Regions from separate parts of the Homo sapiens genome. Here all the other regions are linked to region 3. A link is a loop called in an ENCODE intact Hi-C map of the cell type or tissue named here. Cell type or tissue: heart left ventricle. All regions are shown on one strand. Each heading gives the region's core, and the rest is flanking DNA. Links, peaks and the distances in the headings are about the cores only. Region 1 overlaps SYNE1 (spectrin repeat containing nuclear envelope protein 1). Region 2 overlaps SYNE1 (spectrin repeat containing nuclear envelope protein 1). Region 3 overlaps SYNE1 (spectrin repeat containing nuclear envelope protein 1).

Region 1 (6,118 bases), core at 793-5,792, 70 kb before region 3:
TTTATCAGCAGCATGAAAATGGACTAATACAGTGGTAAACCACTAATCATTCTTCTGAGCTAGCTACTATTATGATTCTCATTTTATACATGTGGTAACCGAGGTGCTGAGAAGATAAGCAAGTTGGTGAAGCAGAATCACGCTATGACTCAGGCAGCTGAAGCCCGAAGCCAATGCTTTGCTTTGTGTATGCTTTCATTTGTGTGCGTACGTTTTCCACCCTATGGTTTAGATTTGAGAAACTCAGCAAATACGGGAGTGACTGCTATGTGCAAAGAACAAGGTCAGGGGCTGGGACTACTATGGTGATCAAGGTTAGATACACTTACATTTTAGCAGAGAAAACAGGCTTAAAATGACTGATCACACAAGATTTCACATAGTTCAGGGAAATGCTATGAAGGAGAAGCCTACTGAGCCCGTAAGAAGAATCTGATCTAATCTGGAGAGAAGGAAAAACAGGAAGAACCAATCAGGAGCTGGCCAGGCCAGGGGCAGGCAGGAGAATGCCCAGGAAGAGAGAATAGAAAGGAAGAGGCCCTGCAGTGAGGAACGCTTGTGTACTTGCATTATGACACTTATTTGGTTAGGGACCATTTTCTTTCTCATCTTTATATCCCTAGAGCAGGCCACCTGTTTTGGTAAACAAAATTTTGTGGGAGCACTGCCATGGTTTTCTATTTACAGATTTTTCTATGGCTGCTTTCACTCTATAATAACACGCTAATAGCAACAGAGACTATTTGGCCCACAAAACTAAAAATATTTACTATCTGGTCCTCTACAGAAAACATTTGCCAACCTCTGCCCTATAGCAAGAAGCATAGTACTTCATATATAGTAGGCGTTCAATCATTTTAAAAAATTACTTGTTTTTACTCTACTTCTACAAAATGTTGAGGCAATTATAATAAATATAGAGATTAAAAACAACCAGTCACAAAAGGCCACATATTATATGACCTATGTATATGAACTATTCAGAACAGGTAAACATGTAGAAACAGAAAGTAGATTAGTAGTTTCCCAGGGCTGGGAGAAGTGGGGAAGGAAGAGGAGGGAAGAAAAGAGTGACGGCTAATGGGTAACTGTTTTTATTTGGGACTGACGAAAGTGTTTTAAAATTGATTGGAGTAATAGATGCATAGCTTTATAAATATACTAAAATCACTGAATTACATGCTTTAGATAGATGAGTTATACGGCATGTGGATTATATCCCCAAAAAAGCTGCTATTGAGAAAAACAAAAAGATAACAGCCAAATAACTAAAGGATGCTTTTGCCTTGGTGATGGGGATTTAGGTTTAGCCGAGAGAAAAAGAATTTTCTCTATTAGAAGGTCCAGTTACCCACTTCCCTGCCCCCAAATCATCACAACAGAGTGCGCAAGTTGAATTTGACCTTCCTAGATGCTAAGATGAGAAATGTTACTAATTCGTTGTCTGTGATAAGAAACATTGAAGAATTAATACTAAAAAGACAGATTTCCTTTTAGTCCTGAGCTCTAGAGAAATTGCTATGTGGATTTTCTGCACTGGATTCATTGACAAAACGAGAGCCAGTATTCTTAAAGGCAGTTTTACAGAAATTAGAGTGATGCGTCACCAATGACAGCTTCTTATGTTGACTTTTAAAAAAAGCCAAGGGCTCAGAGGTACTTTAATTATCTAGGCCACTGCTGAACAACAGAACTTTCTGAGATGATAAAAATGTTCTGCATTGTACAGGGTCCAATAAGGTAGCCACTAGCCTCATGGGGTTATTGACCACTTAAAATGTGGCCAGTGCAACTGACCATAATTAAAATTAAGGAGTAATTTAATTTTATTCCATTTCAGTTAATTTAAATATTCTGTAATTTAAATAGCCATCCGTAGCTAGTGACTGCTGTATTACATACAGCAGATCTAGAAAGTATGGAAAGGACACTAGAACATTATTCACTGAGTCCTAAAAGTAACTGAGCAACTTTTGTTGCCCTAAAAAATTGACAATGCTTGACAACACAATTTAAAAACTCAATGCAAAGCACATCTATTTTGTACTCAGAGTAATCTAAACTAATCTGATGGTGATGTCAAGTTGACTCTAAATTATGCGTTCTATTTTTATGTATGTAATAGATTTGTTATCAGTAAATCTTTTTCTTTTCTTTTTTGTTGCTTCTGTGATTGAATATTAAAGACACAGTTCATGTTTCTATTAGCTGAGATGTTCACCTAAAAATACTATCATCTTCAAAAATAACCTCTCCATTCCCACAAGAGCACCAATACAGGACAGAAATGTCGAAAGGCATACACTGGGTTATATTTTGCTTTAGTGCATCAGCGCTGGAAGAGGCAAGAGTGGTGAATGGACTGAATCATAGAAACCTAATACTTCAGCTGGCAGTTCACAGTTGAGGATGGGTGTGGGAAACATGCATCCAATCTGTGCACTAACGAAGCACCAATAAACAAGGAAATGCAATGCAGATGTGACAGCCGGGTGTCTTTCAGGAGAAGCTGCAAGGGTGACTGTGACTCTAACATGGTGTTAAACTCCAGGATGGCTCAATGATCAGTGCCTAATCTAGTCTAATTTGGAAGGAGGCAATTAGAAACAGGCAACATATATACAAAAATCTCCTGTGGAATTTTATCTGGGTATTCTGAGGCTTTATGTAAGAGGAAACAAAAATTAGTATTGTATAAGTGACTATAGTGAGAAGCATGTGTACCTTATAAACATGTAATTGATTCAAGTTTATTAATATGTCTTTTGGCAAAGTAAACAATTAATATCTAGAAAACTCTCCACTGAACAGCCAGACAAAATATGTTATAAATAAATGTGAATTCAAGGAGACAGCAGCAAACTCATTTGCTGTAATATTGGCTCATAGTTGGGCATACACTAAGTTAGCTGCTTATGACTAGATTACATTAAATCTGATTTAAAATATCTTTGACATAGTGCATCCTTACTCTCCACATCACTGAGTCACTAAAAGTAGGAAAATAATATTAACTAGTTTAACTGGATTACGTGGAAATGTCAATCAATCTATGAGTCAAATTTGACCAAAAAACTCCCCGGGGGATGTTTACCAAACAGGCAGTTTCCCTAAGAAGGATATTTATAGCTTGAAGGACTTCAATTCCTCCTTCTGAAACAGGATTTTGTTATCATTTTAGTGAGGGAGAAGTGGGACTGAACACAGCACTGGGATTTTAAAATATACATTTGTTGAAACTCCGAGACCAGTTTAAGCTAAAATATTATTTCCATCTCTTTATAGTGCCTTTTCCAGAGCTCCTATTTATCTCATTGTTTTACTCCATTCCCATCCTGAACTTCTCAAAGGAGAAGTTCTCCTTCAGTTCTGTCATTTTATCTTGACTCTCACAGTCACTGTCACATTGTAAGTACTTTACAAAGAACTGAGAAATTAGATTGTCGAGATCAAAAACAGAACTTATCTTCCATTTAACTGTCTTCTCTCTAACAGGGAAAAGGAAGTCACAAACTTGAGAGGCAGGAGGGCACAGCACTCCAGGACACGCGCTTTGGAGTCTGAGCACAGGCTGTGCCACACAATGTGTGCGTGATGATGGACAAGCCTCAACCTTAGCCCCTGTATCTGTAAAATGGGCATAATGATAAGGCCACCTCAAAGGACATTATGAACAATACACAAAAAGATGCCTATGAAACCCGTAGCATGGTCATTGGAATCAGCAAAGTGTTCAATAAATGTTAGCTATATCAGTGCTATGGTTAAACATTTAAAAAGCTGAGGCTGGGTGCGGTGGCTCACACCTGTAACCCCAGCACTTCGGGAGGCCGAGGCGGGTGGCTCACCTGAGGTCAGGAGTTTGAGACTAGCCTGGCAAACATGGTGAAACCCCATCTCTACTAAAAATACAAAAATTAGCCAGGTGTGGTAGTGTATGCCTGTAGTCCCAGGGATTGGGAGGCTGAGGCAGGAGAATTGCTTGAACCTGGGAGGCAGAGGTTGCAGAGCTGAGATTGTGCCACTGTACTCCAGCCTGGGCAACAGAGCAAGACTCCATCTCAAATATAAATAAATAAATATAAATAAATAAAAAGTTGATATACATTTATTCCATTTTGTTTCATTGTCACTAAAAGATAATCTCACTTTCTTGAGTTAGATACTTTTTGATAACTCTCTTATAGAAAAGAAATATATCCAATGTTTTCAAAATCAGCATACAGGGTTGTGGTGCCCACATGCGGTTTTGATGAGCACATGGTACGCAGAGGACATTGTTTCACGTCCACTTTTATGCAGCACGGCTAAGGAAAGAAACCCAGATTTTAAAAGCGTATTGTGGGATGGACCCCAAATGGCACCATTTGTAACATTCCAACTCTCCTAATTGCCATGAAGAACATTTACTCAAATATTCAAATATTCATTTATGCACTGAAGTATTCATTGAGTCCGTATTTAGGCACTGTTCTTAGTGCTTGTGATATGTAGTGAATACAATGGAGAAAGTTTCCTGACCTCAGGGTGCCTAAGTTCCAACATGAAGCCAAATTCACCTAAAATAAGACATCTCCTTTTTATATTAATAGCATAGAACATTTTTATAACATAGTGCATCATTCATATTAGACTTTTATATTGCTAGTAAATACCCTCATATATTTTTCTTTTTGACTTTCATCTCTCTTACCCAACCCTACCCTTCTGCAACAGAAAGTGAATGTAATATTCTTCTTAGGTATGAGGCAAACACTTATAGTTAGCACTAAAGCTCAACACAAAATTACTATAATGCAGCAGCTGATTTTTACAACTGAGCAGAGTGGCAATAATCAGATTTATTTCTATACCTTGCTAACTAAAAATATGGCAGAGATTTAGTAATTTTTTTTTTTTTTTTTTGCTACTGCAGACAAAAACACTCTCCACAAATACTGGTCAGCAGTTTCTTCCTGATAGGAGTTTGAATACCCATGAAGCCCTAAAATAAAGAATTTTCTCTTGGGAATTAGTTTTGTTTGGATATGACTCTCTCTCTCTTTCTCGCAGCTACATACAAACAACATGAGATTTATAAAGTAAGAGGAGAATTTTCAAGGTAACTAAAGTGCCACTTATGAGAGGAGCATGAACAGTTTTGAAAATGGTGAGATAACCCAGGAAGAGAGACTGATTTATTGGATTATCTTTGGCTGATGAAAGGCAGACTGAAAGGCTTTAAAATACTGCCCACACGTGCCCTATTGACTCAGGTCCTCTTTACCTGGCTGCAATGAGGTCCAGGAGATGCTGCCACCGGTCGTTGACCTTTCCCAGCTTGTATTCAATCTCAGATGCTTTGCTTTCATGGCTGGCTTTAGCAAGTCGTTCTCCCATTTGTTGGAGCTGTATTTTGTTCTCTTGAGCAATAGCAATTTCCTCTTGATAATCCTGTGTAATAAATAGCAATCACAGAGGTCAGAAAGCATATTCTTAATACATCCAGCCCAGCTCTACTAGAAACATGATGATTACTGCTTTCTACTGCTTGGAAGTAGTTTGAGCATAGGAATACCATGTGGATATCAGCCCATGTGCACAAGTATTAGTAGTGCCTATTATTTTTGGTATGTATGCAGAGTTGGGATTAAATTTTTATATAGAGGTTCTCGAAATAAATAGGATGCTGCTTCCTATTTACTTGAAATACATATTAAAAAACAATAAAAGATAGATATAAAAAATAAAACTTAAAAGATTTTAATATTGGAAAATTATAGTTTATTTCTCTCATCACTAACCTGATGTTATACTTAGAATAAATTCTCAGACAAATAGTTGCTGAGAGACTTATAAAATGCACACACACATATATATATGCAATTGATATATAGGTATATATATAAATGTGAATGTGTGTGTCAATTATGTTATTTGTGAGGAATATTTTAAAAGAGTTCCTTCATTTTAAAGAGATAATCCTCTATACAATGTCAATATTTTGCAGTAAATAAATCAATGATAAATTAACTTTCAATAATAATAACTATTAACTATAGAGAATCGACAGGCCTCAAACCTTCTTAATTTACTCACTTTCTGTGCTAGCTTCTCTTAGATTGTTTGAGTTAAAGAG
Region 2 (6,118 bases), core at 552-5,551, 90 kb before region 3:
CTTGAAAAATAATCTATTACCTTGAGTTGCTTTATTTTAGCTTGAACATCACACTCAGAAAAATGTTCAATATTAGTGAGCTGCAGATCCATCTCTGTGAGCCAGACCAGAATGCTGTCCCGCGCAGTCTCAAACTCCTCACGCTGGCCAATAAAATGCTGGAAGGCAAGAGGAAAGTAGTAACAATTATTTTTATTAAAAGTCCTTCTAAACATATGGAGATGGCACAGCGAATTCCAGTGTTCTGTAAAGTCATTTTCTCAGCAAGCAATGAGAAGCCTGCAATCCTTTGCTATATCACTCCCCGGTTTACTCCTCCTGCCATCCCATTCTTACAAAATCACTGAGACTGTGTCTCAAGACTGCATTCAAATGGCCCAGTCCCATCCTCTGGCCTCTAAATTACAGATGAGGCATAGCAAAAACCTTGAGTCTGCGCAAGATGGAGGTGACACGCTTTTGCAGGTTGTCCCATCTCTGGTTGCCTTCGTGAACCATCTGTTTGAGGCTACATGCTGAATCAGTGCGGTTCTCCCTGGCCAGGCGGCGGTACTGCTTGTTGATCAGTTCCAGCTGCGTCAGGCACTCGTGGACCTGTCGCTGGAAAGCCTAAGGCCACAGAGAAGCATATCAGTGTGAGAAATCAGCGAAGGACTCTCAGTAGTGGCTCCTGGTTTTCTTATTGTAGCGTCTGGGAGAATGGGAAGTTACACTATCACAGAGGGAAAGAATGATGTCTAATAACGGTACACTTCCCCTTGTTAATGCAAAGTCATCTAGTCAGCGTAACTTAAAGGAAAGGGAGAATCTATCAAAAAATATGAAAATGGGGAGTAGTAATGAATAAACACACACGCATCCAACACACATATATAGACACACACACATACATACACACACATATACACGTAGCTTTAAAAATAATTAATGTCCTGGAAACAAATATTCCCACAAAGCAAACCACTATAAAAAATATACACGTGTGTGTGGAAATGTGAGTTTGAAATGTTGACAACTTCTGCTGTCAATATGGAGAAAAAGATATCTATAATGGAACTGTTTATTTGTAAAATATGTACTTTTCTAAAAATCTAGAAATTACCTCAATTCTGCTGTCCATTAGGAAAAAACTTAAAACTACCTTTTGCAAAAGGTCTTCCAAAAAATCAAGCTATTATAAGCTTTTAAGAAAAGTAATTTAGTAAAATACAAGTAACTTTATATTTTAAAAAATTTGGAACATGCTCTGTTTCTTTTTTGTTGTTCCTGTGATTTAATTAGTTTTTATAAAACATGTTAGAGCTAGTGTACCACCCACACAGTAGCATCAATTTACTTTTGAGGCTATCCCAGGGTCAGTTTAGAGATTCTGAAGGTAAAATATTCTTTTCTGCCTTTTCCCTCCAATGTAGAAGAGCCCTATAGCATAAGAGTCATTTGGCCAAAATAAAATGAAGCTTTAAAAAAAATCATTTGTATGATTTATGACTGATTTTTATCTTGGCATTAGACCAAAATGAAAACTATAATTAATAAATTGAACCGCACTCATCAAATCCCCAAATTCTGTTTTCCTTGGCTCATCACACTGTTTACATGTGACCACATTTCTGTCTCTTAAATTGCTTTCCTTGTGAGAGCTGCTTTCAGAGCCTTCATCCTAGGAAATCCTAGCTTCCAGTCTAAAAACCTTAAGTTATTTCTCCAGCAAAGGGAGTGGTAAGGAAAGTTCAGCTCTGGCCATGACTGGAAGTCCCAGTACATGTTTGCCCACTGGGGTAAGGTTGGAGTACCCCCAGGCAGATACCCCAGCACACCCATGTCCATCCCAAACGTTCATGCGATTGGACCAGCTAAAGACTGCCCCCAAGCACAACTTCGTTTCTGCAATTCATTTCTGTCTCTTAAGAAAATTAACTACAAAATTCATGATAAATAATAAAATCAATCATTATAGAAGCTAACTATAAGGCTAACTTTTGCTTTAAAATCTGAGAGTCTAAAATAGCATCAAAAAGAATCTTATATAATCTGCTTTGCAGTATAAGCCAATTATAAAAGGTTTTAACCTTTATGAAGGGAGTGTGTAAGATGCAGTTGAGCAGCTCTCCACTAGCATTCATTCACATCGAGATGACCTGGAATCTACTGCAGAGTTTACTGTGCTTTTTACTAGTAGTTTTCTAAGGGAGTATCTTTTATATAGGAATAAAAGTGTTGTTTATTTTAATTTAGTGGTATAGTTACATATGAATTCATTCACCATTCAGACATCAGAGTAATTCATCCATTTCAAAGTATTTGAACATTTTTCTAGATTCATATAGCTGTCCATGTACAACCCTGAGATTTTAAACTCCATAAGAATAAAAAAGCGAACTTCTTATTTCCCATCATAGGCCTCAGAAAATGCCTGGTTACCTGATGTTGCAAGGTAAAAATGAATGCAGCTACATTTCATTACATTTTCAGTCTTATTTCTAAACATCTCGAGGAACTTGGGGGCATAATTAGCAATGGTCAGAATGCTTCTGAACTCTTTGCTGTTAACATACCTGAGTACACAACTGCCTATTAGTGGGAACTGAAGGGAAAAACACCTTCAAATTTAAAAATGGTCAATTTTGGGCTAGGTCAGGTCTTCCATGAAAATGAAAGGCAGCTGAGAAGTCAGAGCTTCATTGTACAACAGTGATAGAGTGGACTCGAGATTGTGCAAGCAGGCAAGGTATTGGAATCAATTCTTGGATAACTTCTTTCTTTATGAATATGATTACACTACAGCTATTTTCATCTCAGTGTAATTGAAAAGTTTTGGTGACTCAAGACCAGTACTACTCTTCACTGTGTAATTAGAAATGAATTATAATGAAAATGTTTTATTCCATTCTAGAGTCAACTCTTTTATCAAATACACACACACACACACACACACACACACACACACACACACTGCGATTAGGTAAAGAAAATACAAAAATGTATGTGGAAGGTAGATTTTTATGGTTTAAAAAAATCATATTTTAATCTTAGAAAAGATGGTTGACTGTGGAATAATTCTGAAATAAAAATCATGCCAAGATCTTTTGGGAGGAATCACGATTCTTCTTTTCTAATAGAATCTCTCTTCATTACTACAGTATTTATGCTTCTTGATAATCTTAAAATAAAAACCTCTTTTTCCCCCTTCATACGTATGACTACGTATGAGGTCATAATAAAGATGGCTGCAAAGTCCTCACGCAGCAATTTGAGCAGATAACATGTGGTGAACAGCTAGTTTAGGTCTTGGAACTCCAACTACCAGCTGGCTACTTTAATAGCAAAATAAGGATTAAAAATTTGGAATTATAGATTACCTCAAATTTCTTTAGTTCTTCCTTGGCAACTGTATAGATCACCCCAGAAGAGCTGGGAAAAGCAGCTGTCCTTTCTGAAGACTTCAGCCAATCTTCAAAACGTGAATAGTCATCCAGAAATTTCTGCCACAATCGCCACGTCTCTTCGATTCTGGGGCGGAAAATGAAAGAACAGATTCAGATTATTGGAGACTGTTTTCGCTCCAGAACCCGGTCTGCTGCCTGCGACTGGATTAAGGGTGCCCACAGAGGCAACTGTTGTGCCAAACGATAACCATTCCTCGAGCCAAATTTGACCAGAGAGCAAGAGAGACAACTGCTTGAGCTAAAATAAAACGGCTGTTTTATTTTTTTAAAAACACGTCCTGCAACTCTGGATTTTGAATTAGTCAAATTGAAAATTACAAGCACATCACACGAGCTGCCTTGAATGTGTGCACCAAGTTTAGAAAAGCAACACCAGGTTTACAGTGTGCACTCAGGCCAGTGTCTTACGGAAATAAAGACGAGGTCGGAAAATCCATTTAAGTCCAACATTCAACTCACACTGACAAAAGTTAATCTATGACAGCAGGACAAATATTAAGCTTTCAACAGTTTACCAGAGAGCACAGCCATGATGATCACTTTGTAACACAGCACGATTTTCTGCCACCTTGAATTTCAAAGGGCTTAAAGATAAATCTGCTTTTATTATTTAATTTTTAATAAAAGAATGTTACTGTTCTCACAGCCACACATTCTGTAATGTTATGCTTGTTTGACAAGGGTGTATTTTTATGTTTCCGTATTATATTTCAACTGTTAGGTCAGACATAACTTGGCTTGTTATATTTATATATTACCTTTATACCTACTTATTTTCCCAACTAAATGTAGACAATAGTAAGTTTGGGAAGCCACAGCTATTTTTGGACATTGTAACGAACAGGAAAGAGTGAACAGTGGATACTCTGGGTGATTTTTATTTTCTTTTTGGTCTTTCCTCTTCCCTATCTGTTTCAGCATCCCAGCTCACTTCAGCCTCCTTTCCATGGACATAGCACAAATGTTTCTCCACCGCCGGTCCAGGTTTCTCGTAGCCTGCTGTATAGAGTCACACTCGGCATCAGTGGCACAGGCGTCACAGTCGTGCAGCAGGACTTCACACAGGTTGAGGACAGATGCAACACCTGTACTGTGCTTCTCTATGTCTCTCTGAAGCTCCTGCAGGGGAACGTAACAGGCTTTATTCAACAATTACATGTATACAGATGAGAGAAACTGAAGCAACCTATGTTGGTAAATGGCTAGGCTACACCTTGACAAATATTTAATTTCCTTGAATGTATGACATTTATTGAGCCTCATTTATGAAATCCAGCAAGCTCAAAAGTACTAGAAAATGGATGTAGAAATATTTTGGCTATGCGAGCAATGCCAAAATATAAACTGAACAAATGAAATGGTCTACACTAAGAGTAAAACTAACTTCTTTAATCAATAAAAAATGAATCTTGCCCCAGACTCTACTTCACGAATACATCACTTTCATTCCAATCAATCAATCATCATCTCTTAGTATCTGTCAGGGGATTGGTTCCAGACCTTCCCTCGGACACCAAAACCCATGGATGCTTAAGTCCTTGATATTGAATGCTGTAGTATTTGCATACCTCCTACACACATCCTTCCATACACTTTAAATCATCTTGAGATTACTTATAATACCTAATACAATGTAAATGCTATAGAAATTGTTCTTATACTGTATTGTTTAGGGAATCATGACAAGAATAAAAAGTCTGTATGTATTCAATACAGATGCAAATTGTTTTCCAAATACTTTTGATCTACGGTTGGTGGAATCCACCAGTGTAGAACCGTAGATACCAAGGGCCTGTATATATGCATGTGCTAGACCTGGCACTCAAGAACTGGGCTTTAAGATCCAAAGATTTACTTTTTTTTTTTTGGGATGGAGTCTCACTCTGTCACCCAGGCTGGAGAGCAATGGCACAATATCAGCTCATGGAAACTTCTGCCTCCCGAGTTCAAGTGATTTTCCTGCCTCAGCCTCCCAAGTAGCTGGGATTACAGGTACCCGCCATCATGCCTGGCTGGTTTTTGTATTTTTGTAGAGACAGGGTTTTACCATGTTGGCCAGGCTGGTCTTGAACTCCTGACCTCAGGTGATCCACCCACCTAGGCCTTCCAAAGTGCTGGGATTACAAGTGTGAGCCACCACGCCCAGCTGATTTGCATTCTTTTTTAAACAGTTAATTCCACCATCATTAAAAGGTAACATGGTTATCAATGGACGAACAAATAAAGAAAAAGTGGCATATATATACACAATGGAATATTATTCGGTCATAAAAAAATGAAATTATGTTGTTTGCAGCAACATGGATGGAACCGGAGGTCACTATGTTAAGTGAAATAAGCCAGGTACAAAAACACAAATATCACACATTCTCACTTGTATGTGGGAGCTAAAAAAGTTGATCTCATGGAGGTAGAGAGTAGAACGCCAGATAGCAGAGGCTGGGAAGAGTGTTTGGGGGCAATGAAGTGAGGTGTCAATAGACACAAACATACAGTTAGAGGGAATAAGTCTTAATGTTCGATAGAGTAGAATGACTATAGTTAACAACAATGTACTGCATATTTCAAAATAGCTAGAAGAGAGAAATTGAAACATTCCCAACACATAGAAATAATAAATACCAGAGGTGACGGACACCCCAAATACCCTGACTTGATCATTACACAGTTTA
Region 3 (6,118 bases), core at 771-5,770:
AAAACGTCTGGGAAAAAATAGGAACGACAATTTGAAAAAGACAAAAAAAACCCACCTTTACAAGCCACCAGAGAGCTACACAATGGTAGAAGATTTTAAACTTCTATAACCCAATGGGATTTTTTTAGTTTCCCTACAGGAAATTCCCATAGTCTAGAAGGCTGGGTTTCTGGACTGGCAAAATTGCTTTCGTAATCATTGCCAATAATGCAAGAGCTGTGTGTGTGTGTGTGTGTGTGTGTGTGTGAAATACGCATTCTTCTACCATGGAGTAGTGTCCAACCTGAGCTTGGCTGTGGCACACAATGATGGAGTGATTTCGGGCCTCCCAAGTTTGATTACATAGTAAACGGCCTTGCTGTTCCCAGGGAGAAAGTCTGAAGTCTACAGCAACTAGAGGAGCATATGTGTAAGGGTCAGAGGATCTAAACAATGCATGTAAAAGACACCAACCCAACCCTGGATCTGAGTAGTCAGCTCTGCATTTCTAGAGGAGAGCAAGGAGTGAGCGAGGAGTCCTTGACGAGGACAAGGGAGGGCAAAGAGGGTAACTGGGACCAGGTGGACAAATGGGCAAAAAGGAAACACAGGGAAAAGTGGAGTTAAGAATGAAGATGGGCTCCTTTGAAGAGAGGCTCTGAGTTTTCCTTTGATTTTAGCTCATCTAGGGAGAAAGCCTGGCTAATACTAGTGAGGAACTGATAGGTAAAATTACAGGTAAGTTGGTTTTCTTTTTTAATTTACAACATTATAGAAACATATCCCCTATAATTTCTCTGTGCTACTGAAAGCCAGTGGGTTTGAATATAAATTTTTTGGCCATTTTTAAAGAATAACTTATACAAGTAAGAACTCATAAAAGACTGAGAATATTAGGTTTTACTAAATATATATCAGGGTTTGAGAGCATGCTTTCCAATTACATTTTCTCTCTATCACTCTTTTTTGTTATGTACCTTATGTTTGTCAAGTAGTTGCTGGATTTCCTCTTTGGAAGACACGATGATTTTCTGGTCTCCTGCCATCTTCTCCTGACCAGTTTCTAGCAGGTCAGCCAGATCTTGTAGGGCCCTCTCATACTGACTCTTGAGTGTAAGGTTCTGATTCAGACCACTCCTCCGGGAGCCAATGATCATCATCAGCTCATCATACATGTCCTAAGAAGCAGAGACCACAAGACTCACTCTCAATTCATATTCTGGCAACCCTCTAAAAGCATATGAACTATGAACGCACCAAGCCCGAGACCCAACCAAGAAAATGCCTTCAGGGATGTGCCTCCTGGAAACGCTCTACCTGTAGGCCATCTGCTTGTCTTTCTATGAGCCTTACTTTGAAAACATGTTTCACAAAGAAATGACCTTTGGACCTCTATTCTCATGCCTATGATATTCGTTGTGACTTTACTGTGTCTTGATACCTGGTGGTTCAAGTTCTTTCATTAATCTTATTTGGTATTCTTATCTTGCTGTTTTAAATTTTATTTTATTTCTAACGGACAATAAAGCACAACGGAGAAACTGAAAAAAAACTGAATTCATAAAAATGTAAGTATGAAGTCACTGAAAGGATAAAATAAATATTCAATAAATAATGTGGAAACAACTCAACTCTTTGAAGAAAAATAAAGTCTTATCTCATGCCACATATCAAAATGCAATTTAGATTGATTACAAAATAAAAATTTAATAAGTTAAAATATGAAAGGAAATAAAGATATGTCTATAAAAAATAAGGTTAATATTTTAAGATTTTAAAGGACATGTAAAAGTGTTTCCTAGAAATGATACATGAGGTAGATTTGACAACTGTTTTCTCAGGATATCAATAGTTTATGATAAGATGTGGGGTAAAACTGTTGAAAAACTGTCCATGTGGCTGAGGGACATGTCATAGAAAATGTAATTCCCATTTTTATAGTATTCTCAACATTCATATAATTTCAGAGCAATTGAATATAATATCCTTAACATTTTCCTGCTAAATAACAATCATATTTGGGACTACCCCTCAAACAAAGAGCTAGAGAAATAGGGGAGTTTAATGTGAGCAGAAAGAGTTTCAAACTTAAGAAGGCAATATTTTTGCCAAATGTGGTGGAGTATATAACTATTTAAACTGGAAAGACATTTTAGGAGATGATGACACACCAAACACAAAATTTATTTGAGGCATACGGACCTGATTAACATATCACATTAAGGTTTAGCAGGCCAAAATGGTTCAATCTGGAAGAGTTCAATTTTAATGCCTATTTACGGCAATGACATTTGACTCTTACACCTGATGCTTAAGTGCTGTCGGAAAACTGTCTAAAAAAGTACAAAGTGGGGGAGGTGGGCTTATGATATTATGAAATGTTAGATAAAGGACAGATACAGTTAAAATAAAAATGTTCTTTTGTTTATAAGGTCTATTTTATTTTCTCAAAGAAAGAACTCACAACCCTGTACTGGACTGAGGTTACCAGTTCTCAATAGTTCTGCACACAGAGAAAATCTAACATGTGTGTCTGTGTGACTGTACACAGTTGTACACAATTTTTTCTTGATCGAACATAACTGCTTGCCTAGTTGATGCTAAATTTTGTTGGTCTAATATCCAAGGATCTTCTTCCTACCCCAATATCAGATTCTTGCCTAAATGTCAGATCTAGCAAAGGAAATTAACCCAAAGCATTATTCTCTGTTCCTGAAGGATGATAGGAAGTCTGTTTAGATTTCAACTACCTTCTAGTTTAATTTTTGTTGTTGTTGTTCTAGAATTGAAACAATGTCTCTATTCCATTCAAACATATATGGAGGATAAACTATAGTGCTTGCCTTAGAAAAAAACACTTTCTACAAAGTATTACTTTGATTATTTGCTTTTTAAAATAGTATTTGAAGACATAGTGCAATACGAGGGTAGATATCCCTTTTTTAAATTTTTCTAGGTAGGATTAAAAGTTATTCTATTTTCTACAGTAGAAAATAATATGCTACAACTAAACTATACTGTAATGCTTAACCATGAGAATAATAATAAAGTAACTGTCAGAAAAACATATGAATCTTAGCAGCATGAAAACAACTCATTTCCTTGTACTAAACATGTTAAGCTTCAGAAAATTTTCTAAGAGTTGCTTGGTAGAAAGGTTAGGACCTAAGTGGCGTGAATTTTATAAAGAAAGCCAAGAAAAATAAAGTGATTTTTTCTAGACTTCAAGTTTGATGTACCCCTGCAGCTGAATACTACTGGCTGAAGGCTGCACCTGGAGCTTGGAGAGTTCTTGCATGGACGGCTGCTCGACCTGTAGCTTGTCACCACGCCTCTTTAATTCAATGATTCCTGCATCAAATTCTTTGAGTCCATCTTCAGCCTGTTGTATTGCCTAAGTAAGATCCATGACATTTTATTAAAACTCCCATGAACAATTTCCCCACGGAAGATGTGATTATTGTATCTCTTTCTGTGTTCCTCCTCTCCATGTAAAACATTCTCAATATATACAAAAGGAATCATTTCAATAAAACAAATCGAAAGCCATGTTCAGAGGGTATATAGAAAACAGAAGAAGTCCCCTCATTAGTACAGAGCAGTTATCTTACAGATAATGAGGCAGGAGAAAGTCAGGGTAGAGGGCTGGGAGAAGGATGTCTTGCTTAAACAAAAAAGGGAGTTTTGAAAAGCAATAGTTAAAAAAAAGAGCATCATTTAGGACATAGTTAAAAAAAGGTATTTGCCTGAGATTTTCTAAGGGACCATGTTCTGCTGTCCTTGAAACGTAGCTGTGAGCATCTTTGGAGAGAGATTCAGCGAGGCAACAAAACATATATTACAGCATGGTCAAAGAATCTGTGCTCCTTGTTGTGAAGTGGAAAATCAATCAGTCAACAAGTATTCAAGTGGCTGCTATTGCTAAGCCTTGTCTTCCCAGTGTGAGGTCTGTAGAAGCAGAACAAGATCTCATCCTGTCCTTCAAGGAGCTGATGGTCTGGTTAGGAAGCCAGAGTAAACAGAGAAAAATAAAGCAAGGCTGAATATAAGTAAGTACTATACTCGATAATGCAACTCATCCCCATTAGCAGAGATCAGAGAAGGGAGATACCAGACCACAAATCCTGGAGCAGCCTAAGCAGGCGTTTGGAAAGAGGGCAACAGAGGTTGCCCCTGAAGGAGGACAAAAACAAGACTCCAGATGGCAGCTGAAACACATGTGTCCAATGTTCTCTTTCCTGAAAACCCCCTACAGTCAGAGTGAGTATTTTGTTTGCTTGTTCTCTGGCATATTTTTTCCCCATAAATCTAAAAGGACAAGGGAACAGAAAAGAAAACAATGCCAACAATATGTTGGGAGCTAGAAGTCAAAAGAATACATGATAATTGACTTAGGAAATCTGGGGAAGCTGAATTCTAAACCAGTGGAGGATCTCCACCACCCACTTCAGAGCAACAGAAATCTCTGGAACTCTGGGTGAAGTAAGCTGGGGTGCTAAGTAAGGAGGGTTAGTGAAGAGCTGCTTAAAGGACAGTTAACCCACAGATGCCCCTCCTTATTCCATACTGTCCCTTTTTCTTCCCGGGTAAAAGACTGAAAGTGTGTTCTCTGGAGAAGGTAAAACAGACAGAGGGGCACTGGACACAGCTGTGAGCTTGAGTGCTTGACTGAAAGCAAGGGATGAAATAACTGGATGCTCCCTGCATGCTGAATGTGGGGCCCCTGAGTCTTCTCTCCCTGGGGCAAGAAGTGCTGCAGTCAGGGCTCTAGTCTCCAGAGATGAGAGGGAAAAATATCTGAACACACCAATAAGACAGGCCTGACAATTTGACAGAAGGATTCTCTAACAAATAAATGGTCCATAGAGACCATCCTGCAGGAACTCTTAAAATTATCATGTTCCATCCACACACAGAGTTCCCTTTCAGCTGTTTAGTCCTCCATCCTAAACCTGAATAGGCAACAAAAGATTTCAATATGCCTTTCGATGACATGAAAGATGGGGACTAACAGAAGCAAACAAATAAAAGCAAGCTGGAGGAAAACAGATTATACAGGAAAAGTAGAACTTTAAACAACAAAAAAAAAACCATTAATATACCCAGAAAGATATAAACGATAATGTATTCATTAAAAAAAATAAAAAATACTACAAAAAGGATCATTCGGAGAACCAAAGTGAGCTCCGGGAAAATTAAATACGTGAGAGCAGAAATGCCAATTCAGTACAAGAGTCTGGAGTTGAAATTGAGGACGTTTCTCAAAAAGCGGAGCAAAAAGACAAAGAAAGGTCTCTTGGTAAGACAGTTCAAGGGTTGAACCCGAGTATCTGACAAAAAGGAGTTCTCCAGAAAAGAAGACAGGTAAAATGCAGGAAAGAAATGTATTAAATAAATCATTAGAAAATTTTCCAGAACAGAAAGATGAGAGCTGCCAAATCAGAAGAGTCCCTTGAGCTCCCAGCCCAGTGGATAAAAATAGATCCTCCCCAAGGCATGTGATTGTGAAATTTCAGGACACTGGAAACCTTTGGGAATTAGAATGTTTTTAGATTCCTTAAGACAACACTGAGAGCTAGAAAACAATGAAGAAAAAGCCTTGAAACTCCAAAAGAATTCATATTCAACAAATGACCCTGAAGGATCACATAAAAACAGCAAAGCGATCAATAAAGTGTGAACATGGTATAAGAACATTTTCAGACATACATCTGGAAAAATACACTTATCATGTACCCTTTCTAAGAAAGGACATGCACTAACGAAACAAGGAAGCAATGCAGTAAAGAGAAAGACTTGGGATTCAGAAGAGAGAAGATCCAACATAGGAAGAAATGAAGGGATTCTCAGGATGGTGGTGAAGGGAAATCCAAGAAGACAACTGTGCACCAGGTTTATGAGGCAAGAGAACTGCTCTGGATTGGAACAGCACAACTCAAGAGATGACTATATTGAGTGAGGTGTGTCTTCCCCATGCCCTCTGCTGTTATTGCCTTTTTAATCCAAGTTGGGTAGGCATGGAATTAGCACGTTCATTAGTTGCATTCCATTTATTCAAAGAAAAAAATCTAACTGGTTATTTCTTCATCTGTGACATTCAGTTATATTGGTCAAAAATTAGTAAAAATTATTACTTGTG

Evidence for each region. A loop is a pair of places that touch in the nucleus more often than their neighbours do. Peaks named below come from ENCODE experiments on the same cell type or tissue, not always from the same donor. Only the 100,000 strongest peaks of a DNase experiment are listed, where the experiment ranks them.
Region 1: it touches region 3 in a loop (1.8-fold over the local background); 6 of 110 quality-filtered maps call a loop at or near these places.
Region 2: a loop joins it to region 3, with 2.1 times the contacts of the local background. A loop is called at or near these places in 4 of 110 quality-filtered maps.

The regions. Positions count from the first base shown.
Region 1 is chr6:152,171,128-152,177,245 of GRCh38, forward strand. It overlaps SYNE1 (spectrin repeat containing nuclear envelope protein 1), which reads right to left. Exons shown (of 146, transcript NM_182961.4): 130 at 5,267-5,433. Among named protein-coding and RNA genes, the nearest start is that of SYNE1-AS1, 210 kb to the right of the region's middle. RefSeq lists a silencer at 1-194. In heart left ventricle, for the core only: no CTCF peak of the experiment used is centred there; no DNase peak of the experiment used is centred there; H3K27ac peaks cover 160 bases.
Region 2 is chr6:152,151,533-152,157,650 of GRCh38, forward strand. SYNE1 (spectrin repeat containing nuclear envelope protein 1) reads right to left here. Exons shown (of 146, transcript NM_182961.4): 132 at 4,378-4,565; 133 at 3,360-3,510; 134 at 427-609; 135 at 21-158. Among named protein-coding and RNA genes, the nearest start is that of SYNE1-AS1, 230 kb to the right of the region's middle. In heart left ventricle, for the core only: no CTCF peak of the experiment used is centred there; no DNase peak of the experiment used is centred there.
Region 3 is chr6:152,241,284-152,247,401 of GRCh38, forward strand. SYNE1 (spectrin repeat containing nuclear envelope protein 1) reads right to left here. Exons shown (of 146, transcript NM_182961.4): 106 at 3,254-3,373; 107 at 957-1,157. Among named protein-coding and RNA genes, the nearest start is that of SYNE1-AS1, 140 kb to the right of the region's middle. In heart left ventricle, for the core only: no CTCF peak of the experiment used is centred there; no DNase peak of the experiment used is centred there; H3K27ac peaks cover 1,925 bases.